Regions from separate parts of the Homo sapiens genome. Here regions 2 and 3 are each linked to region 1. Evidence: chromatin contacts called from ENCODE Hi-C data. All regions are on one chromosome and are shown on one strand. Each heading gives the region's core, a stretch centred on a gene start or an enhancer-like site at or near the end of the contact. The rest is flanking DNA. Distances are from core to core; before and after follow the strand shown. Region 1 holds the start of MAP3K7 (mitogen-activated protein kinase kinase kinase 7). Region 2 holds the start of SMIM8 (small integral membrane protein 8). Region 3 holds the start of SYNCRIP (synaptotagmin binding cytoplasmic RNA interacting protein).

Region 1 (4,548 bases), core at 743-3,242:
GCATATAATGTCTACTAAGATCTGTTATGCAGATAAAATGAAACAGAATTTATTAGCCCTTTCTTAGAGTAAACTAAAATTCAAAGGGGTTAGGAAACTTGCCCCAAATCACACAGCTAATAAATGGCATATCTGATACACTGAACTTTCCTCTAACTCCAAAGACCTTGCTCTTTCCACCATATTATCTTGTAAAATGAGGATATTCTCAATAATCTCTAAAGTTACTTTATGTGATAAAACATATATAATTCAGTAATCCATTACTCTTCCAAAACATGCACAGGAAAAAAAATTTATTTGTTGAACGTTATCTCACTACTTTGAACTTGCTGACACTTAAAAATAATTTTAGAATTTTAAAGTAGACATAACTCGTTGACAATCTATAATATTTCACTAGGTTTTTCATGGACTATATAACGCAAAGTGCTTAATAAATTTAAAAAATGGCAAATAAATGGTAAGAGATAGTATTTTCAACCAAAGTTTTTAACAAGTTCTAAAGTGTCTTTAAAAAATATATATGCAGTTTTTACTTTTCTAAATTTTATAGTCATTAGAACCCAATTTACCTGTTAATTTGAAAAACGACGCTTTAAAGTCACTTTGAAATATCTTGTTCTAAAATAAATTACTGCAGAATAAAGAAAGGATATGGGTTTTCTGATAGCGATTTCTAGTCTAATATTATATTCTGATTGTCACCGAAATCATTCGTTATCTCTTCAGAATATGCTACTTGAAACATCTTTTGATCGTAGACCAGTCTATGTTACTTATGGTGAAATTCACCTACATTAGCCCAACTGAAAGCCGAGCATTTAAACATTACGAGTATTGCTGTGCGGTATCGGAGAAATTGAGAACCATTCGGTGCTAAGGGAAACACTTTATTAGACTTGATGATCTACTAATTTAACAAGCATTTATTGAGCATCCCCTACATGCCAGGTACTGAAGTAGAAGTCGAATATAATACAATCTTTGGCCATTAAGAACATTACGTCCGGCCGGGCCCGGTGGCTCACGCCTGTAATCCCAGCACTTTGGGAGGCCGAGGCGGGTGGATCATGAGGTCAGGAGATCGAGACCATCCTGGCTAACAAGGTGAAACCCCGTCTCTACTAAAAATACAAAAAATTAGCCAGGCGCGGTGGCGGGCGCCTGTAGTCCCAGCTACTCGGGAGGCTGAGGCAGGAGAATGGCGTGAACCCGGGAAGCGGAGCTTGCAGTGAGCCGAGATTGCGCCACTGCAGTCCGCAGTCCGGCCTGGGCGACAGAGCGAGACTCCGTCTCAAAAAAAAAAAAAAAAAAAAAAGAACATTACGTCCAGCGGACTGAAACTCCAGAACGGCTACGATCTTCGCTGAAACTACTACTTACAGATACGAGAACTGGTGGACCACACTATCTCACCAGTTCATTCTCCTGTTTATCACCGGAATATCAAATCCAAAATCAAGAGTACCCAAGAGAGGAAAAAAGGCAGCTACTCCCGAGCAGTTGAGCTCAGAGAGTAACCCCCACTCCCACGTTACTGAGGGCTGTGGGGTCTCCCGGGTGGACCCCGCAGGGTCCCGCGAATTAGAGGGGCCCCGGGAGGCACCTTCAGAGCCGGCACCAGGCAGAGGCGGGGGCGGGGCAGGCCGGGACCGGCGTCTCCATGCCGGGCCTCGCTCACCTCTTCCACCTCGATCTCCTTGTAGTCGATCTCTTCAAAGTTGAGGACCTGGGAAGGGGCTTCGATCATCTCACCGGCCGAAGACGAGGAGGAGGAGGAGGCGGCAGAGGCTGTAGACATGATCCCTCGCGGCGCCCGGTGGGGCCGGGAACGGTGCCACCCGGACAATCCGGGTGAGACCCGCGCCCACCCGCCTCCGGACCGACCCTCAGCCTGGAGCCGCGCAGTCCTACTACCCGGCGATCCGTGGCGGGGGTAGAGGCAGCGGCCACAGCCGTGTCCGGCTCTGGCTCCGCTGCGTTTTCCGCCGACGGGCCCCGCCCACTACACTTCCGGTTCCGGGCTGAAATCGGAAACAGGAGGAGGGCCGTAAACTCCGGGGTAGGGGAGGGGAGAATTTTGTGACTTGGAAAGAAAAGGAGGGACAGGTTGGGGGTGGGGTGGAGTAAGCTAAGAAGCAAACTTGGACCTCTAGAACAAATTTCGCGAGACCTTTATTACAGGGCCTCAGCAACCGGATGATACCGCGAGAGAGGACGCCTGACGTAATTAAAGTGCGCGAACGGAAGTGGCGCGGAACATGACGGAAAATCAGTACGGTTGGTCCCTTAAGGACCAGCGGGAAAGATAAAAGCTGGGGTTTAGTCTGTGCTGCGTGAAATATGTCTTGGCCTCACTTCCTGTCCTCTGAGCTGCCTGCAGCCGGGCGAGGTGGTGTTGAACTGTGTTTTTTGTGACGAAGCTTACTTTTAAGTTTCATCCCTAAACTAAGTTGACCTGTTTCTTTAAGACGGCTTGCAAAATGTGTTTTCCTCAATGTGGGATATGGAAAGAAGCAGTTGCTCCTGTTATTTTGAGCTAGTACCTGACGCTATGAGAAATTCTAAAAGAGCGAATCAGATCATGCAACATGAATAACTATGGAGGCTGAGTGATCAAGAACAGAAGTTAATATTTTGGTGTTACAAACTTTCCACGGATTAGGTGAATAAGATATTTATAATTTGGTGTGTTCATCTCAAGTTATGGATTACGAGTGCGGGGCACTAGTGCTTTAGATTGGTAAATGAATCATCAACAGTCGCCTTGAAAATCGAATATTTTTGTCACCATTTTCAGGACATGAGAAAACACGCTGAGAGTTTAAAGCAATTATGGTCCTCACAAACTAGATCATTCTGTCCCCAAGATGGTCAGTATTGCTCATGTTGTACTACCAGCACAAGTTTTAGTTTTAAACTAACTGTTGAATTTTATATAGTCCGTTTGACATAAAGCCTAACTGTGGAATTATGTTAAACACATTTGGGATTGCAAATAGATCATTGGATTTGACCATCAAGAAGTTACAAACTCCTGGGAAACATTCTGTCACTTTTTATTCGTAGTTCTAGTGACACGCAGTGACAGTTTGATGAGTGGATAAAAAAATGAAAGAAACGATAATTTCTTTTCACTGTACACTCTCTCTTTGCATGCTCTTACCCAAGGTCTCTGTTTCTCATACTATTTTTATAATGATGACTCCTAATCTCCAAATACTCAAGATTTTTCCTGAATTCTGGACCTATTGGTCATCTCTACTTAGACAAACACCTAAACTTCAAGATACCACAGCAAATTCAAAAGTTGTCACCCACCACAAATATATTCCTATGTTATTTTCCTATGTCACTTAAGGATGCCATCACCCAGTTGGTTGTCCAAGTGAGAAATCAGGGCATGTGAAATGATGCGTGGTGCACTGATACCCAGTAGAAGCTGATATAATCAGTGGGACAGTCATTTTCACCTGTCATTCCCCTTGCATTTCCAAACAAGGATGGTCACTTCTTACCTTGTGCTATAACTCTGCAGGTCTATATCCGATTTCCTTTTAACACCTTGATCTTGCTGCCAGGTGGGAACTCAATAAATACTTAGATATTCTGTACAAATGAATAGCTTTTGTCAGTCCTCCCTTTCCCTGGAGTGTAAGATATGTTTCCTGTACCTTCAGTTTAGGACTGGAATCTTGACAAAGGACTAATTAATTACCACAGCCATGATGCAGTTCTCCTGCTTGATTTTTCCCCCCAAAATTTTGTTACAAAAATGTCAAATATAGAGAAAAGTTGAAAGAATTTATGGTGAACACCTATATGCCCACCACCAGGATTCTACCTTTAACATTTTACTATACTTGCTTTATCATAATATACATATGTGCATCTCATCTCTCCATCCATATTTACATCCATCTACCATTTTGCTAGATGCATTTCAAAGTGAATTGATTACATGATTTTGAATATCTTCTACCCCAACACTTCTATGTTTTATCCACTGATTTGGACTTCTAATATTGATGCCAGTCTAAAATCAATTTTTGTCCAACTTGCTTGCAGATTACTTTTTTCTTTTTTGTCTGCCTGCGCCTTTTCCCTAGCTTCTAGTAATAGATGGAAAGTTTCATCAGTGTTTATGTCTCTGGGTTCAGTCATTCCCAAGGTCCAATCCATCTCTTACATTCTGTGATTTGGTTATGTGAGCTAGTAAATTACCATTTCATTTAAGCTGGTCCAAGTTGTATTTTTGTCACTTGTAACCAAATAATCCTAAGTAATAAAGTTTAAATGCAGAGGAATGATGGAGGGGAGCTGAACCTCTCTCAGTTCACTTCAATTTTGACTTTGCATTTCCTTTAACTTTCATGAATTAAGGATAGAAACTTGACCTCAGAATTTCATGTCAACTTCAGTCACCAGTCTGTGTGTCTCCACACGTTTCCGGATACATATCAAAACTATTTAAGTAAATTCCTTGAAGTCCCTCCGAGTTTGAGCACCCTCCACCATTCTCCCTCATGTCAGCACCCTAATAAC
Region 2 (4,326 bases), core at 1,789-4,288, 3.3 Mb before region 1:
GCCTTCCAATTGTTTTTAGCTACTGCAGTAACAGCTTTTTAATTGAAATTTAACTTATTTTGTCAGAAGATTGCCTTGTAATACCAGTTGTCAATGAACTTTTAAAAATTAAACCTCAAGCCAGGTATATACCTAAAAGAAAGGAAATCAACACATCAAAAAGATATCTGCTCTCCCATGTTTACTGCAGCACTATTCACAATAACCCAATTTAGATGCAATCTAAGTGTCCATCGACAGATAAATGGATAAAGAAAATGTGGTACATATACACAACAGAGTACTATTCAGCCATAAAAAACAATTTGCAACCACATAGATGGAACCGGAGGACATTATTTTCAGTGAAATAAGCCAGGCACAGGAAGACAAACTTTGCATGTTCTCACTTATTTGTGGGAGATACAAATTAAAACAAAAGAACTCATGAAAATAGAGTAGAATGATGGTTACCAGAGGCTGGGAAGGGTAGTGGGGATGGGGGGAGTGGGAAATGGGGATTTTTAGCGGGTACAAAAGTATAGTCAGATAAAATGAATAAGATCTAGTATTTGATAGCACAACACGGTGACTACAGTCAGCAATAGTTGATTGTACATTTAAAAATAACTAAGGGTATAATTGGAATGTTTGTAACATAAATGATAAATCCTCGATGTGGTGGATACCCCATTTACCCTGATGTGATTATTATTCATTGTATGCTTGTACCAAAATATCTCATGTACCCCATAAATACATACACATAAATATTAAAAATTTTTAAAAATTAAACCTCAAATCAAATGTGAAGTTAATTTGGCTTGGGAGAAAAAGTTTTAAATTCGAAACATATTTACCAAAGCTTTACATAAACCCATGCCAAAATATTGGTACCTTCTATTCCAACTATTCTGTTCATTTTAATATAACTTGTGTAAACCAGAAAGTCTATGAGATAGGTCTCAATCAATTTAGAGGTTTATTTCACCAATGTTAAGGACCATGGCCTGTGACACAGCCTCAGGCAGTCCTGAGAACATGTGCCCAAGGTGGTCGGGCTACAGCTTGATTTTATACATTTTAGAGAAATGGAAGTTACAGGCAAAGACATGTATCAATACATGTAAGGTATACATTGGTTTGGCCCATCTCAAAGCAGCGTGGGGGTGGGCTTCCAGGTCAAAGATGAATTCAAAGATTTTTCACATTTTCAATTAGTTGAAAGAGTTAAGCTCTGCCTGAAGATGTGAAGCCAGCTGGAGTTAAGGTAAGCGGGGGTGTTGTGGCAGCCAAGGTTCTCCTTATGTAGATAAAGCCTCCGGGTAGCTGGCTTCAAAGAATAGATGTGAATGTCTCTTATCAGACCTTAAAAGATGTCAGACTCTCTGGAAAAGACCTAGTAAGGGGCCAGGCACAGTGGCTCACGCCTGTAATCCCAGCACTTTGGGAGGCCGAGGTGGGTGGATTGCCTGAGGTCAGGAGTTCGAGACCAGCCTGACCAATATGGTGAAACTCTGTCTCTATTAAAAATGCAAAAATTAGCTAGGCTTGGTGGCATACACCTGTAGTCCCAGCTACTCGGGAGGATGAGGCAGGAGAATTGCTTGAACCCAGGAGGTGGAGGTTGCAGTGAGCCGAGATCATGCCACTGCACTCCAGCCTGGGTGACAGAGTGACACTCCGACACTCCATCTCAAAAAAAAAAAAAAAAAAGATCTAGTAAGGGAAAGAGATTTTCTATAGAATGTAAGTTTTCCCCAACAAGAGACAGCTTTGCGAGGCCATTTCAAAATAGTCAAATAAATATATTTTGGGGTAACATATTTTTATTTCTTTCAGGTCCCACTATGTGTCACGTGATGTTATTCCAGAGTCAGGTTGGAATTTTCTTATTGCTACAGTATATTTTACCAGTCTTACGATCTCCGTTTTAATGTTAATGCTGGTCAGTTGTGTCTAACCTCCAACGGGAGGAAGGTATAATGAGGCATATCCAACCGCCCACCCCTTCCCATCAGGGCCTGAACTCATTTTTCAGGGTTTTTTTGAGATTACCTTGGCCAAGACAGAGGTCCATTCCTTTCAGGGGTGGGTTGGTGATGGTGGTGCTTAGAATTTTATTTTTGGTTTTTGTATTAGTCTCTTCTCACACTGCTAGAAAGAACCACCTGAGGCTGGGTAACTTATAAAGAAAAGAGGTTTCATTAGCTCACAGTTCCACAGGCTGTACAGGAGGTATGGCTCCAGAGGCCTCAGGAAACTTACAATCATGGTGGAAGAGGAAACAAGCACGTCTTACCGTGGTGCAGGAGAGAGAGAGAAAGAGAGAGAGTGTGAAGGGGGAAGTGCTACACTCTTATAAACAAACATCTTCTGAGAACTCCATCATGGGAATGGCAAGGGGGAAGTCGGCCCCATGATTCAGTGACCTCTCACCAGGCCCCTCCTTCAACACAAGGGGGCTATTATTCCATATGAGATTTGGGTGGGGACACAGAGCCAAACCACATCAGTTTTCACGTGTATCCCAACAAACTTAAACATCAGCAAAGTATGTGCAAACCAGCATCCCTATATCTATTCTTGTCTCAACTGCACCTGCATACATCCTGCATCTTGGACTCTCAAGGCCCTAACGTAATGGCAGAGTATTAACTCTACACTTAAATGACTGTTCCCCTAAAGTAGGGGTAGGAAGAAATCAGATCTAGCTTTCTTTCCCAAATCAGAATGCTTTCCACTTTCATGAAATAAACATACTTCTAGGAGATGTCTCCTTTTATTTATACAAACATACACACCGAACTGGAACGTAATTTGAAGTTGGGAGGTGGAAAACTAAAGGTCAAAAAGGGAAGAAAGCAAAAACGTCCCTTGCACACTTCAGCCCGCAGACCCCAAGGAGGGGCGCGAGGTCCTCAGAACCGGAAAGGCTAGCACTGGATGGGTCCCCGCAGCCCCGCGCCGCTGCGCCGCAGCCTCCGGAAGACAGGGGACGCTGTGGCGCCGGGCGGGGCGCCCTCCGCCGCTCTCTCTAGCAGGCGGGGCGGCGAAGCGGGGCGGGGCGTCTCGGGCGAGGAGAGGAGGTGACCCCGCGAAAGGTAAGCGGCGGCTTCGGTGGTGTTGAGTGGCTGGGCGCCGGCCTGGAGGGGCCAGGGCGGCCGCACCATCACGCTCCCGTCTCTGCCCTTCCCAGCTGCCCTGCCGGTCTCCCTCCCAGGGAGGGAGCGTCCTCTCGGATAGCCCAAATCTTTGCCTCTCCGTGGACTCCCTGTACCCGCACCCCAAGTCGGTGAAGCTCTCTGGCCCCACAGAGCCCATTTCCCGTACTCACCTTGCGGGCTCCAGTTTGTTCGGTGCTTCATCCATGGACACCCCCACCCCGAGAACTCTCTCGTTTCCTGCAGTTTCTTAGTGTCTTGGCTCACCAGACTCATAGGGGAACATGGTGGTGTTTTGAGGAGACGCCGCTTTTCTTTTGTCATAGTGCGGACACTCGTGCTTTTTCAGCCCTGCAACACAATGTGTAGAACTTAACGGAATGAAGTTTTCTTTTGGAGGCTTCCAATGCGTCTGTCTTTGAGTAAGCCTTCGGCACCGAACAGTAGTCCATGACATTGGGGGAAGCCAGATGAGACTCAGATTGTCAGTACTCAGGCTGTCGCCAGCAAAGCCTTTCCCCTTTTTTCAGAGACAGTACTACATCCAAGAGGTGGAAAGATACTTTTGTTTTGTTTTGTTTATTTATTTATTTGTTATTATTATAAGTTTTAGGGTACATGTGCACAATGTGCAGGTTAGTTACATATGTATACATGTGCCATGCTGGTGCGATGCACCCACCAACTGGACATCTAACATTAGGTATATCTCCCAATGCTATCCCTCCCCCCTCCCCCCACCCCACAACAGACCTCAGAGTGTGATGTTCCCCTTCCTGTGTCCATGTGTTCCCATTGTTCAATTCCCACCTATGAGTGAGAATATGTGATGTTTGCTTTTTTGTTCTTGCGATAGTTTACTGAGAATGATGATTTCCAATTTCATCCATGTCCCTACAAAGGACATGAACTCATCATTTTTTATGGCTGCATAGTATTACATGGTGTATATGTGCCACATTTTCTTAATCCAGTCTATCATTGTTGGACATTTGGGTTGGTTCCAGGTCTTTGCTATTGTGAATAATGCCGCAATAAACATACGTGTGCTTGTGTCTTTACAGCAGCATGATTTATAGTCCTTTGGGTATATACCCAGTAATGGGATGGCTGGGTCAAATGGTATTTCTAGTTCTAGATCCCTGAGGAATCGCCACACTGACTTCCACAATGGTTGTACTGG
Region 3 (4,855 bases), core at 2,127-4,626, 4.9 Mb before region 1:
ACTACAACAATGCTCAAGGCCTATACCCTTAACTGATTTTCTTAAACCATACGCTTGGCTCAAGAGCACTGGCACACTACAAAGCACACCAGGTTAAAAAGTAATACAATCACCACATTGTCTATAAATTAGAAAACTCACCAATATAAATATCAAAACCAAGCTGAATTTGAAGCCATTCACCATGATTTTAAACCAAAAAAAAAGCCTCCTCCTCCTAGCCTCAGTTTCTCATCTACATACCCACACTAAACAATCTTATTGTCAAAGCTGCTTTGAGAAATAGTCTAATAATCCATACTGATGGAAGTGGAGGGCAGCAGGGTTAACATTCTAAATTCATTGGGGTTTGAGACTCCTAAAAAAAAAAGCCAGTTGCCAAATGTACATTCTCCATCAGTATTTCAACTGTCAATAAGCTGGCTTTGCAGCTTTTCAAAAAATATTCTAGAGGTATCATGGGTGTGTTTCTTTATACTAGGACTACCAATAGAACAGATTTAAACATCAGTAGCTGGATAACATGATAAACTTCACAGCAAATTGCTTTAGAAACAAATAGTTTAAAAAAACTTAAAAAAAGGAATTAGGAAAGATTGATGAATTATCTCAACATCTAACATACATCCATTTCATACCCAAGGAATATTTACCAAAATTAGGAAACAGTTAAAATGACTTTAAAACTAAAGGGAGTATAGAAAGACATACCTTAATTTTTGCCTCATCTGGTCCTTTACTAGAATCTGCTACTTTGGTCCCTTGTTTTTCTCTCTGCCTGTAAGTCTTCATGACTCCACATAAAAAGGCACTTTTGTTCTGCAAAAAAATGTTCCATTAATATTTAACAATAACCATATCTGAGTCTAATAAAATTCAGCAGATAGTATCAAAACTACTCAAATTTTTTAATTTTCACATTGACATTAACATTACCTGAACATGAGAGAGATCACTGTCTTTAAACTGTTGAAGAACTGCCAATGCACCGTCTTCATTGAATTCTTTTAAAGCTTCAATAGCTCTTTCATCTAAATCACTATGTGCAACTAGCCCTGAAAAAAATAAAAGTTATCAGCTTTTAATATTTTTAGAAAAGATTTTTTAGAGAAGACTATGTTGGCAATACAGGTACATGTGTGCCTTTACAATTCTTCTACTCCCCTCATCTATACCTGAAAAAAAAAAAACACACACTTCAGCCACTCTGAACTGAATCCTGAACTAAATATGCCCTACCAACCACACTTACAATAATCAGCTAACTTCTTTTACATCTTTTATCTCCAAAGTCTGATAACTCTGAACACTACGGTATTTTTACAGTATACAGACTTACGAATCCTAGAATCAACCAACAAAGTACCAAGCATGACAACTGAACCTCTACTCAATTTCAAATACCACCAGAAAAAGTTAACAGCCGCACCAGAAAGACAAGAAAACAAGTCTACAGTTACCAAGTTATTTAAGAAGAATCCTACTATAAAAATACTCAAAAAAGTCACATGGCCTGTTCCCAACATTTAGCAGCTGTTGCTACTATCATATACTTATCCATCAGGCCAGCATGCAAGCCAGCCTTTAGCTCCTAACCTTCTCTTCTTCCCTCCCTCTATACATCTTAACCTCTACTTCAAACTTAAATTAACCAACTATCACAACAAGCAAAACTCCAGTACCCACACTTATTGGAAACCACAAAAAGTTGCTATTTTAGCTCAAAGCCAGAAATCCAATAGAAAAATTTCATAATGTAATTTTGCAAGTGTTAGTTCTTACCTGCAACGTAAATTTCATCTAGTTTTTCAGCAACTTTCTGTGGTAAACCAGCATCAAGCAATGTCTGAAAATTTTCTGAATGGATAACTGCAGAAGTAGTATCCATGGGCTCTTCAGTACCATTTCCATTAACATGTTCTGTAGCCATGTTTCCAGAGATCTGTTCAAACGCAATAAGCAAAATTAAACTAGGATCTTCAAAAAGAATACAAGACAATATGAGAGCCCCATCTTTACTTTCTCTACCATTTACTACACCAGCTAGCCTATACCTCCCTTTAAAAAAGCCTTACAGTCACTATCGCCTGACAAGCCAGATTTGGAGCACAGGGCACAGAAGGACCGATTCACCATATTCTTCCTCAGCACCACCCCTGACTCACCTGCTAACACTCCCTAGGAAAAACCATATTACAAATAGAGCCCAATCAGCACGGGTACGAGCCAGCGTGCCACATGCAGCTGTGCCCGTTCGGAAAATGAGGTGTGTGTGGAGAAAGCAAAACTGGGCTCCTCTCTCTCAAAGATAAACCCCCAAAGTGCGCGCTTTTCCCGCCTGCCGCTTATAGATCGGTAACAACAGCCAGCGAAGAACAAAGCGCTCATACAAGCCACCTTCCCACCACCCAATTTCTCCACCCTTTAACCCCGCACCCCAAAGCCCGCCCCTGACTCCGCACCCAGAGCGGCAGTCTCACCACTGCGGCCGCCAGGAGCCCATTAGAAACACGTGCTCTGCGCCTTCCAATGTCCTACAACTTCCTTCAACGGCAACCCAACGAATCCCAAACCAAGACGACCATCACTGGTTCCCAACATCAACCCGAAGCCGCGGTCGGAGCCCCCAGAAAGCTGCAGCAGCACAATCTCTCCCCTGAACACCGAGGCACCGGCGGCGCCAGGCCACAGGCTCTCCCCGCCCCCCAGCGCCGCCGTCTCCGCCGTGACACATGGCTCTCCGCCCCTGGCGCTCCCCGGGCGCCGACGACCCCCGGCCGCCCGCCCGGCCGAGACGTGACCCGTGGCGCGCTGTGCAGGTCCCCACCCCTTACCCTTCCGTGCAGTGACTGCGACGCCTGCCCGGCAACCCAGCAGCGTGAGGGCGTTCAGCGGACGGCTCAACGCCCGCGGGACCGTGAGCACCGCCCAAGCTCGCCGCACGGCTGCAGGACAAGACCCACTCCTCTCCGCCCACTCCCGCGCCGCGGCGACCGCCACGACAGCACCAACTCTGAAGCCGCTCGCGGTCCGTGCGGGCCACGGGACCGTGGAGGCGCCTCCTCCCAAAGCGCCGCAGACAAAGCCCGAACCGCAGCAGCACATGGAAAGGAGGAAGTGGCGGCGCGGGCCGCGGCCTACTCCCAGGCAGCCCCAGTCAACGTGCTCTTCTCCCCATTGGAATCCATTTTCCAGAAAAGCCGGTTTCTACCCGCGCCACCCTCCCCCAGCTCACTCCACAATGTCATGGAGCTCCCCTCCCACACCCAGGTTCTGGCAGTCGTTACCTCCCCGTTGGGCTGAGGCGGAGAAATCCTGTCCGATGGTATCGGGTTGCGGGAAACGCGTGCTCGCTGCTCCCTGTGTCCGGCGCGAGTGGAGCTGTTGTAAAATGGCGGCCGAAGCTCACGCCGCTGGCAGCAAACCCGATCCAGTTCCACTCGCCTCCGAGCGCGCTCCCGGTGCGCGCGCGCGCCCCCGCGTGACCCCCCCTTCCCTTCCCTTCCCTTCCCTCCCCTCCCTCGCGCGTCCGCTTCACTCACTCCCTCAGCCCCTGCCCTCCTCCAGCTCCTCCTTCTCCCCCTACCACCACCACCACCACTAGCCTCTGTCCGCCTTCTCTCGGCCTTTCTTATTCCCGCCCCCCGCTCCTTTACCCCACTGCTCCCACTCCCCTCTGCGGTCGCTCAGGCACGAGTGGCCGCCTTTCCCCTTCTGGCTCGCACGCTCCCTCACTCCCTCCCTCGCTCGCTCGCACTCTCGGCCCGGTCCCCCAGTCCCTGCCGAGTCGGCTCCTCTCTTTCTCTCTCCCGCGCTGACGTGACAACGTAGCCTACGCCTCGGGACGCGCGCCCGCGGGCTCCGCCCCCACGCCGCGCCGCCTTCCCCGCTCCTCACCCCTTGGGTTGGGGGTGGGGGAGGCACAAGACCCCGCCCTTCCGCTCCGACGGTGGCGGCCGAGGGGCCGAGACTGAATGAAAGGCCCGCCCCTTCCCCTCCCGACACTCCCCCTCCCTCTCCCCTCCAGGCGGGGCGGGCCGGCTCAGCGTGTCCCACTCGTTTTCCTTTGTCAGGAGACTGGCATCTCCCCACCCCGCCCCACCCCACCCCCTCCCCGCGACACCATGCGCACGCCACCCCCACCGAGCTCCCGCCCGCCCCATCCCTGCCCGGTCCGGGGCTGGCGGGGCAGAGTGCTGTGGGCGCTGAGTGCGACTGCCGCTTCCCGGAGGGCACCCACCGGTCTGTGCGCGCCCGGCCCCCGCCCCCGGCTCCGCGGCCGCGTAGCCGTTCCAGGCGGTGTCCACGCCGCTGCCACCGCCCCGCGCTCTCCTCCTCGGGAAGCTGCAGGCGCACGTGTCCCCCGGGGCGGGGCGAGGCAGACAATGGGGCCAAGGGGGAGGGGAGCGGCGCGGAGACCCGCGGACCTTTGGTCCGCCGGACTGGCGGTACTCGAGTGCGAGAGTCGCCCTTGGAGACTCGATCTCCCCAACTGGACAGTGGGCCCTCCTCGCAGCCGCGCGGCTCCGCTTTCACGGGAACCTTCGGCGAAGGGAGGGGCGCCCCAGGCTTGGACGCGGAAACCCCGGCTGCTTTTGAAGGGGGAACGGGGCTGGCTCCAGTGGAGCGAGGAGCGGCTCCTGCCTTGGGATGACACGAAGGCCAGATTTGGAAGCGAAACCGCCCGGTGGTGAAGGGTTGTGCAATACTCCGTTTCAGTCCCTGGCCTTTTAAGCAGTTAAGGGCTTCCTCCTGGCACAGTTTGAGCAACTTGAAACAGCACAAAGCTGCGTGGTTAGAACAACTTTGAGAAAAATGTCTGTGTTTCTTTTAAAAAAAACCTTGGCAACTAAAT

The links. A loop is a pair of places that touch in the nucleus more often than their neighbours do. Pooled maps may share reads with other maps.
Region 2: a map of B cell shows a loop between it and region 1 (16-fold over the local background). The contact joins the promoter of SMIM8 here to the promoter of MAP3K7 in region 1. A Hi-C loop is called at or near these places in 3 of 168 maps with a recorded cell type or tissue (B cell and CD8-positive, alpha-beta T cell) and 6 of 50 pooled maps.
Region 3: a loop to region 1 is called in a pooled map, with 22 times the contacts of the local background. The contact joins the promoter of SYNCRIP here to the promoter of MAP3K7 in region 1. A Hi-C loop is called at or near these places in 7 of 50 pooled maps.

The regions. Positions count from the first base shown.
Region 1 is chr6:90,585,080-90,589,627 of GRCh38, forward strand. MAP3K7 (mitogen-activated protein kinase kinase kinase 7) reads right to left here and starts at 1,993. Exons shown (of 17, transcript NM_145331.3): 1 at 1,685-1,993. The coding sequence starts at 1,804. It overlaps LOC124901363 (a long non-coding RNA gene), which reads left to right and starts at 1,715. Exons shown (of 2, transcript XR_007059680.1): 1 at 1,715-2,876. RefSeq lists silencers at 1,813-1,932, 1,929-2,125.
Region 2 is chr6:87,319,550-87,323,875 of GRCh38, forward strand. It overlaps SMIM8 (small integral membrane protein 8), which reads left to right and starts at 3,039. Exons shown (of 4, transcript NM_001042493.3): 1 at 3,039-3,083. It overlaps GJB7 (gap junction protein beta 7), which reads right to left. Exons shown (of 3, transcript NM_198568.3): 2 at 3,317-3,494. RefSeq lists a silencer at 2,861-3,150.
Region 3 is chr6:85,639,510-85,644,364 of GRCh38, forward strand. SYNCRIP (synaptotagmin binding cytoplasmic RNA interacting protein) reads right to left here and starts at 3,377. Exons shown (of 11, transcript NM_006372.5): 1 at 3,288-3,377; 2 at 1,783-1,942; 3 at 937-1,055; 4 at 712-819. The coding sequence starts at 1,930. RefSeq lists silencers at 2,427-2,476, 2,697-2,846, 3,437-4,456.